Regions from separate parts of the Homo sapiens genome. Here region 2 is linked to region 1. A link is an interaction called in ENCODE POLR2A ChIA-PET data of the cell type or tissue named here. Cell type or tissue: HCT116. All regions are shown on one strand.

Region 1 (5,000 bases):
TAATAGGAAAAAAAACCCCACAAATATAAGATCTGTTTCTTGATTACAAGATACTTGTCATGTTTTTGGGCAAAATTTTTTACATGCATAGCAAATCTAGAGTGGAAAATTAAGCTCTGAAGTATGTTGTTAAATTATATAATTGCCACAGGAATTCAGTGGGGAGGAGATGGGAGAGACAGGCCTGGGGCTGAGCCTGGAAGGGTGGGATGACCCCGCCTTCAGCTCTTCAGAAAACAGTGTGTGTATGAGTGACTGGATGTGTGTGTGAGAGGGAAGGGGTCAGTGAGTAGAATAAAGAAAGGGAATAATTATTAAGGAAATAGAAGTGCTGGAGGAGAACTGGGTGAAGGTCGACCATGAGGAACTGTTTTCTTTTCTTTTTTTTTTGAGACGGAGTCTCCCTCTGTCACCCAGGCTGGAGTGCAGTGGCGCGATCTCAGCTCACTGCAAGCTCCGCCTCCCGGGTTCACGCCATTCTCCTATCTCAGCCTCAGGAGTAGCTGGGACTACAGGCGCCCGCCACCACGCCCGGCTAATTTTTTGTATTTTTTTTTAGTAGAGATGGGGTTTCACCGTGTTAGCCAGGATGGTCTAGATCTCCTGACCTCGTGCTCCGCCCGCCTCAGCCTCCCAAAGTGCTGTGATTACAGGCGTGAGCCACCGAGCCCGGCCGAGGAACTGTTTTCTTATTGACACTTCCATCTCCACCCTTTCTTCCCAGCTCTGCCCCTCCGGGTAATCCCACTAACGAATTATGTATCCAGTATTATTGGAGTGACATTTCTCACGTGTGAATTTTTCACATAACTAAAAAACAAACCTAAAAAAAAGTTAGAGTTAAAAAAATAGTAATACCTTCCTTTTAGGCCAGTTGCGGTGGCTTACGCCTGCAATCCCAGCACTTTGGGAGGCCGTGACGGGTGGATCATTTGATGTCAGGAGTTGAGACCAGCCTGGCCAAATGGTGAAACCCTATCTCTCCTGAAAATATAGAAATTAGCTGCGCATGTGGCAGGCGCCTGTAATCCCAGCCACTCCGGAGGCTGAGGCAGGAGAATCACTTGGACCTGGGAGGGGGAGGTTACAATGAGCCGAGATAGCGCCACTGCACTTCAGCCTGGGCGACAGAGCAAGATTCTCAAAAAAAAACCCCACCTGCCTTTTGCATTTGGAGAAATGAGTCAAAAGTAGCTTGTGGCTTATCCAAAGTCAGGCGGTGCCTCAGCCACTCAACCGCATGGCTTAGGGGATGACCTTACCTTACCTTCCACACAAGGTGTAATGCTGTTGAAATTGCAGGTGTATTTAGAAGTCTCTGTGTATGTCTTTTGTCTCTGAGTGGATTATCTCATGTATCATTTTTGGATATTTTTGTGTATCTTTAAAAAACCATCTATAGCTGGGCCCAGTAGCTCACATCTATAATCCCCGCACTTTGGGAGGCTGAGGCAGGCTGATTGCATGAGCCCAAAAGTTCGAGGCCAGCCTGGGCAATATGGCAAAACCCCATCTTTACTAAAAAAAATACAAAAGTTAGCTGGGTGTCTGGGTGTGGTGATGCATGCCTGTAGTCCCAGCTACTCAGGAGGCTCAGGTGGGAAGATCAATTGAGCCCTGGAAATTGAGGCTGCAGTGAGCCATGATCACACCACTGCGCTCTAGTGCAAGATCCCATTTCAAAAAACAAACAAAAACAACGACAAACCGTCTACTATTTCCCTCTACACCCCTATATGTCTGCCCCCAGGCTTTCTTCCTCTGCCACTTTAATGTGTGCTTTGAGAAGGGAAGTTTATTTTTTAAATCTGTTTTTAAAAACTGACACATAAAAATTGTATAAATTTACACCGTACAACAAGCTGTTTTGATATGTATACACATTGCAAAATGGTTAAATCAAGCTAATTAGAATATGTGTTACCTCACATATTTGTAATTGTGTGTGTGTGTGATGAGAACACATAAAATATACTCTTAGTAATTTTCAAGTATATAATACATTGTTTTTAACTATAGTCACCATGTTGTACCATAGAGCTCTTGAATTTACTGCTGTTGTCTAACTGAAAGTTTGTATCCTTCAACCAATATCTCCTCAATTTCTTCTCTGTCCCCCCAGCTCCTGGTAACCACTATTCTACTCTCTCTCTGCTTCTATGACTTCATCTTTCTTTGATTTCACATTTAAGTGTGATCATATGGTACTTTTTCTGTGCTTGGCTTGTCTCACTTAATATAATGTCTTTCAGGTTCATCCATGTTCTCACAAATGACAGGGTTTTCTGCTTTCTAAAGGCCAAATAGTATTCCATTGTGTATATATACCACAATTTCTGTAACCATCCACTGACGGACATTTAGGTTGATTCTATAGCTTGGGCCATTGTGAAGAGTGAGGCAATGAACCTGGGATTGCAGGTATCTCCTCCAAATGCTGATTTCATATCCCTTGGGTATATACTCAGTAGTGGGATTGCTGGATCATATGTGAGTTCTATTTTTAATATTTTTGGGGGGCCTTGATACTGTTTTCTATAATAGCTGTACTAATTTACATTCCCACCAACAGTGTACCAAGGTCTCTTTTCTCCAACCTTGCTAACACTTATTATCTTTCATCTTTTTGATAGTAGCCTTTCTAACAGGTGTGAGGTGGTATTTCACTGTGGCTCTTAATTTGCATTTCCAGATGATTAGTGATGCTGAGCATTTTTTTCCCCATATACTGGTTGGCCATCTGTATATCTTTTTTTCAAGAAATGTCTATGTAGGTTCTTTGCCCATTTTTTTTCAGTTGGGTTGTTTTTTTGCTATTGAGTTGTTTGAGTTCCTTATGTATTTTGTACATTAACCCCTTACTGGATTTATGGATTGTAAATATTTTCTCCCATTTCATAGGTTGTGTCTTCACTCTGTTGGTTGTTTTCTCTGCTGTGCAGAAGCTTTTTAGTTTGATGTAATAGAGGAGTTTATTTTATTTTATTGTACTTTTATTTTTACTTTATTTATTTTTTTGAGATGGAGTTTTGCTCTTATTGCCCAGGCTGGAGTGCAATGGCGCGATCTCGGCTCACTGCAACCTCCGCCTCCCAGGTTAAAGCGATTCTCCTGCCTCAGCCTCCTGAGTAGCTGGGATTACAGGAATGCACCACCATGCCCGGCTAATTTTGTATTTTTAGTAGAGATGAGGTTTCTCCATGTTGGTAAGGTTGGTCTCAAACTCCTGACCTCAGGTGATCCACCCACCTCAGCCTCCCAAAGTGCTGGGATTACAGGCATTAGCCATCGTGCCTGGCCTATTTTTAATTTTTTTTTTTAAGACAGGATCTTACTGTGTCACTCAGGCTGGAGTGCAGTGGAGTGATCATGGCTCACCACAGCCTGCGCTCAAGCAATCCTCTTGTCTCAGCCTCCCGAGTAGCTGGGACTACAGGTCGTGACACCATGCCCAGCTCATTTTTTCTATTTTTTTTGTAGAGACAAGGTCTCACTATATTGCCCAGGCTGGTCTTGAACTCCTAGGCTCAAGCAGTCCTCCAATCTCAGCCTCCCAAAGTGCTGGGATTATAGGCGTGAACCACTGTGCCTGGCCAGGAGTTGATTTTAATAGCAGCTTGAGACAATCACCATTAGAAAGGCAGAAGAGCATATTGCTTGGAAGGATTGCTGGACTGGACGATGAGGGGACTTCGTTTCTATACTCAGCTGTGCCGATAACTGCGACCTCCCGACAATATCTAGCTTCTCTGGGGCTTGTCTTTGGTTGTCAAATGAGAACTTGGGCTTGAGATACAATCTTGAAAACTCTTTCTGGCTCTCAGTCTGTTATTGGCTACAAGAAAATAATAATATGTCTCTATGAACATAACGTACGTTATTTTCCAAGTATGTCAGAATCAAAAGCAAGGCTGGCCTGATGCTCAGTTGTTAAGCATATGTCCTTGTGTTGCTGTTGCCCAGGAGCCAGGCTCATCCAGGTGTGGCTGGAAGATGGGGGTTTTCGTGTCCATAGCTGGCTGGAGGGGCCAACAGCCATGCACATAGGGGGCACGTGGCTGCATTGCTCACGAATCTTGCATTGCTCACGAAATCTCTGTGTGTCTAGCTGCTATAGTAAGTGCAGTTTTGGCTTCAATGAGATCAAGTGGAGAAGCAGCACAGCACTACTATTTTGCTTTAGGCATATATTTATTGAATACCTACCAGAATTGGGACATTATTAAGAGATAAAAAGTTAACAAAACTGGCTGGGTGTGGTGGCTTAAGCCTGTGATCCCAGCACTTTGGGAGGCCGAGGCAGGTGGATCATGAGGTCAGGAGTTCAAGACCAGCCTGGCCAACATAGTGAAACTCCATCTCTACTAAAAATACAAAAAATTAGCTGGGTGTGGTGGCGGGTGCCTGTAATCCCAGCTATTCAGGAGGCTAAGGCAGGAAAATCGCTTGAATCTGGGAGGTGGAGGTTGCAGTGAGCTGAGATGGTGCTACTGCACACTCCAGCCTGGGCGACAGTGTGAGACTCTGCCATAGATAGATAGATAGATAAATAGATAGATAAATAAAGTTAACAAAACTGATTATGCTTCTGCTCCAGGGAGGGAAGGCATCCATACCTAGAGCAGCTTGGATGTCATTCTAAATAGAGGGTTTCTCTCAAGAGCATGGAAGATGAATGTATGGTTGGGAGGCTCACGGTGTATAGGGAAGTATGTGTTTTGAGAGGGCCCTGAAAGTATGTTAGAGACTTGGGTTAGTGAGAAGTGTATTTCAGGCATGATGGGGAAGGAGGAGCTGGGGCAGTGAGACTGGTTCCAGCAAGGTGTGTTTCAGGGTTTGCAAAGCAGATTGGTTTGGCTGCCCATGAGAATGAGTTTGGGAAACAGACATATACTCCCAAAACGTCAGCAATCTAGTTCCCGAGAAAAAGTGGAGTCATATGGTGGAGGATGTTGATTTGCAAAGGAAATTTTCTCCTTATCATTTGTCTGGAGGGCAGT
Region 2 (5,000 bases), 270 kb after region 1:
AAATGCATGTTGATTACCTTCTAACAAAAATCATGATTGGCGATTAATATCAGACTATTATAGCTGCCTCATTGTTTTCCATGACTGAGTAGTATTTCACAGAATACATCTGCCATACACTGTATAATGCTTAGACTATTATAAATAATTAGATTACAACAATTTTTTATATTGCAGATAATATTAACTATTGACTTCCGTATACAAATATCTGTTTGCATGTATCTTGGACAGTTTTATAGATTTGCTGGAATTTCTAATTTAAAAGACATGTATGTTGTAATTTTGTCATATGACACCAAGTTACAGTTGCAAAGTTTAATTTGTACTCTCTGTCAAGCCTACAAGTCCCAATTTACCTATATATATGCCTGCACTGGTTATTATCAGCATTTTCTATTTTTGCCAGTCTGATGGACAAAACTTGGCATCCATTGTTGTTTTAACTTGTGAGATTACTTGATTACTTTGTAGGTTAGGTATCTTTTCACATGCTAATTGGACTTGGTATTTTGTCCAATGATGCTTTAATAAAGCAAAGTCTGTGCATATTTAATATGTACAATCTGATGAGTTTGAAAATATGCAGACACCCATGATATCATTGTCACAATCAAGGTAATAGGCATATCCAACACCTCTCAAGGTTTCCTTGTGTCTCTTTGTTTTTGCTTTCATTTTTGATTTTCGGTAAGAACACAACATGAGATCTACCCTCTTGATAACTTTTAAAGTGCACAATACCATGTTATTAACTACAGGAACTATATTGTACAACAGCTCTCTAGAATTTATTCATCTAGTGTAGCTGACACTTTATACTCATTAAACAACAGCTTCCCATTTCCCACCCCCTCCAGCCTCTGGCAACAATTCTCTGCTTCTATGAGTTTGACTATTGTAGATACCTCATATAGGTGGAACCATGCAGTATTCACCCTGCTGTGAGTGGCTTATTTCACTTAGCGTGATGTCCTCTAGCTTTATCCATGTTTTCACAAGTGGCAGAATTTTCTTCTTTTTATAAACTAAACAAGAATGGGCACAGGGGCTCACACCTGTAATTCCAGCACTTTGGGAGGCCGAGGCGGGCAGTTCACTTGAACCCAGGAGTTAGAGACCAGCTTGGGCAAGATGGTAAAACCCCGTCTCTACCAAAAATGCAAAAAATTAGCTAGGGGTGGTAGCAGGCACCTGTAGTCTCAGCTACTCGGAAAGCTGAAGTGGGAGGATAGCTTGAGCCAGGGAAGCTGAGGCTGCAGTGAGCCATCATTGTGCCACTACACCCTAGCCTGGACCACAGAGCAAGAACCTGTCTCAAAAAAACCAAACCAAAACTAAACTGAACAATAGTCCATTGTGTGTTTATATCACATTTTAAAAATTCATTCATCTGGCTGGGTGCGGTGGCTCATGCCTGTAATTCCAGCACTTTGGGAGCCAAGGCAGGAGGATCACTTGAGGTCAAGAGTTCAAGACCAGCCTGGCCAACAATGGAGCAAAACCTTGTCTCAACTAAAAATACAAAAATTATTTGGGCATGGTGGCGTGCCTGTAGTCCCAGCTACTTGGGAGGCTGAGGTACTAGAATCACTTAAACCTGGGAGGTGGAAATTGCAGTGAGTCGAGATCAGGCCACTGCACTCCAGCCTGGGTTATAGAGCAAGACCCTGCCTCAAAAAAGAAAGAAAGAAAGAAAGAAATTCATTTATCTATTGATGTATACTTGGGTTGTTTCCCTGTGTGAACTGTGAACTGTTTTATTTTTATTTTTTTGAGATGGAGTTCTGCTCTGTCACCCAGGCTGGAGTGCAGTGGCATGATCTCGGTTCACTGCAACCTCTGCCTCCGGGGTTCAAGCCGATTCTCCTGCCTTAGCCACCCGAGTGGCTGGGACTACAGGTGCATGTCACCACACCCAGCTAATTTTTGTATTTTTAGTAGAGACGGGGTTTCACCACATTGGCCAGGCTGGTCTTGAACTTCTGACCTCAGGTGATCCACCTACCTTGGCCTCCCGAAGTGCTGGGATTACAGGTATGAGTCACTGTGCCCGGTTTGAACTGTTTTAAATAATGCTGCAATGAATATGGGCATGAAGACATCTCTTCAACATACTGATTTCATTTCCTTTGGATATATATGCAAAAGTGGGATGGCTGAATCCTAAGGTACTTCTTACTATTTCTTACATTTTTTTCCTCTTTAGATTATCTTAGGTCTTGTAGGTAGAGGATCATATCTAAGATAATTAGTTTTTGATTTCATTGTTCCCAAAATGAATTTATACCTTTATATTTTTCCATATTTTTTTCTTTGGCCAGGACTGCCCAGAGCAAAGGTGACAATGGCCATCTTTATCACCTTACTGATTTTTATGAACGTGCTTCAAATGTTTTACCTAGGTAAAGTGTTTGCTCTCAACTTCCATTAGGTGACATTTATAAAATAAATTTATTTTTATTTCTTACTTACTGATACCTTTGAAAGATAGAAACAGGTGTTGAATTTTATCAAATACTAAGTAACATGTCTTAAGATCTGTTAAAACAATTATTTGGGTGTCTCCTTTATCTTATTAAGGAATGTAATTTAATTGATTGTCTATAGTTTAATAAATTGGTTATAATTTAATTCATTGTTTATAGTTTTCTTCTTTATGTTTTCTTTTTTCTGTCTGGTTTTGGTACCAGGGTTATAGTTAGTTTCACTGAATGAGTTGGAAAGTATTCTATCAATTATTTTGTGTTCTGGAACAGGACATAGAAATTTGTATAACATAAGTATATTATCTATTCAGATTTGGATATGCCTATGGAATCTAAGTGTGATTCCATGCCTATGGAATCTAATCTGCCTATGGAATCTAAGTGTGATGTCTTTATTTTTTTTTTTGAGAAGGAACCTCACTCTGTCACCCAGGCTGGAGTGCAATGGTGTGATCTCAGCTCACTGCAACCTCCGCCTCCCGGGTTCAAGTGATTCTCCTGCCTCAGCTTCCTGAGTAGCTGGGACTACAGGCGCGTGCCACCACACCCAGCTAATTTTTATATTTTTAGTAGAGATGAGTTTTCACCATGTTGGCGAGGATGGTCTCGATCTCTTGACCTCATCATCTGCCCACCTCAGCTTCCCAAAGTGCTGGGATTACAGGCGTGAGCCACCGTGCCCTGTCTAAGTGTGATGTCTTTAAAAAATTTTAGTAGTCATTTGATCAAATTGTTACTTTTGCCAGTGTCTATTCATCTTTCCATGTCTTCTACTGCTTATTGAGTGAAATACACATATTTTTAAACTTTCTGAAAAATGCATCCATTTCATGTATATTTTCAAGATTTTTGGCATACATCTGTACAGAGCATTCTCTTATAGTTTGAGAAATCTCTCTCATGTCTACAGTTACAGTCCTGAGACCTTTTGTTATTCTGGGATTCTGATGAAAAAACTCCCTTGTTGGTCTGCATGGAGTTTCTTCAAATGTCAACCACCCCATGAGGATGGGAACTGTTTTCCACAAGAATGCAAATGCATTAAGAGCAGGAACTTCTGCCTGCCTAACACAGAGTGTGCACTCATTAATATTTGTTGATGAGTAAAAGTTGTAGATCAATATCGATTGTTTCATCTTTGACAACTTTTCTGCATTTTTAGAGCTGTAGTGACTGTATTTTTATATTTCTTCTGGAATTGTAATGGGACTTGGGACAGAGAATACTTATTTAGTTAGCAACTTTGAGCTGGCGGTCTGTGAACATCACTCCGTCGTGTGTGCGGTGGAGCACCATGAGCTCCTTCAGGTGGCATTAATGCCTAGGGATAATGACACACTCTTCCCTCAAGCAGTATTTGCCTTTTCTTTTTCGTTTATTCTTTCCCCTCCCCACAGTTCTTAGATAGTCACATACAAAAAAGGTAACTCCATTGAAAGGTTTAACACTCATTATTACTTAATTCTTTATAGCCCCTAATTGTCTCAGCTTTTCTTGATGATCTTATTCTCACTCCTTTGCAGTAGGACTCTCCTCACTTTCAGTGTTGTCCAATAAGTTTCCTCTGCCCCCAACTTCTCACATCATTCTTCATCCATGTCTTCAAATGTCATGCCCCTTTACAGTGTGATCAGATCTGGATTCCAAACTGAAAAGTGCACGTTACTGATTGGTCAGAACTTCCCGAAGCATTATTCTGTTATTTTTATTGATTTTTATTTTTTTTAACTCCTGGGTCAGAAACAACATAGCTTTATTCTAATCATTAAAGAAAAAACCCCAAATTCCCAAATTAGGGAATGAGGACACCAAAAGGTTGCATTATTTGAAAAGACACAACTAACCAAGCCAGTAAGTAAACACACAGACCAAAACCAAATACACAGAAATATAAATGGGTAATGAATTTGGGTATAGTGTATACAGGTATTTATACATTCTTGCAAATTTTCTGTTCATTTGAAATTACATCTCAGTAAAAAGTTAAAAAACAAGCAAACAAAAATCGTGTAAGCGCATGCATACAGAGAATCTTGAGTATATCAGTTATTCTGGAAGAGCTTTTCTTCCTCACCACTCATCCGCATCTTCCTGGAATGTGTTACCAGCTGTTGTTATGTGGTAAGATAGAGGTTGGTCCCAGGCTTCCCAGGTGCAACCACCAGGGAAGCGATCAGGAGACACAGAAAGCTTTCTTGAGAATAACAAGGTTAATACTCCCTGGTAAAAACACTTCCCTTTTTATCTGACCTCAGAAGCATTTCCCTTCAGTAAAAGGAGGTTCTGTGATGAAATGAGAATCATCTGAAATAACAGAATGCATTATATTTTCCCACATATTGTTATTTTTGTGTTATAGATTCCCTGGGTATCACAATACATTCCCAACTCTTCCCATTTAATCTTCCTATTTCCAAAGCGATGAAGCTGTGCCAGAGCTAATGGCTTCCTACGAAGTGCTGCAGCAGCAATTGCTTCCTCAGAGACAAAGCTGTTGGTGGAGACTTGAAG

Evidence for each region. Peaks named below come from ENCODE experiments on the same cell type or tissue, not always from the same donor. Only the 100,000 strongest peaks of a DNase experiment are listed, where the experiment ranks them.
Region 2: POLR2A ChIA-PET joins it to region 1 with 5 read pairs; 3 of 35 experiments call an interaction of 5 or more read pairs at or near these places.

The regions. Positions count from the first base shown.
Region 1 is chr2:223,820,703-223,825,702 of GRCh38, reverse strand. All of the region lies in intron 1 of AP1S3 (adaptor related protein complex 1 subunit sigma 3), which reads left to right. Among named protein-coding and RNA genes, the nearest start is that of AP1S3, 14 kb to the left of the region's middle. In HCT116, no CTCF peak of the experiment used is centred here; no DNase peak of the experiment used is centred here; H3K27ac peaks cover 3,211 bases.
Region 2 is chr2:223,554,849-223,559,848 of GRCh38, reverse strand. No RefSeq gene overlaps it. Among named protein-coding and RNA genes, the nearest start is that of SCG2, 45 kb to the left of the region's middle. In HCT116, no CTCF peak of the experiment used is centred here; a DNase peak (open chromatin) is centred at 2,068; H3K4me3 peaks cover 1,364 bases; H3K27ac peaks cover 5,000 bases.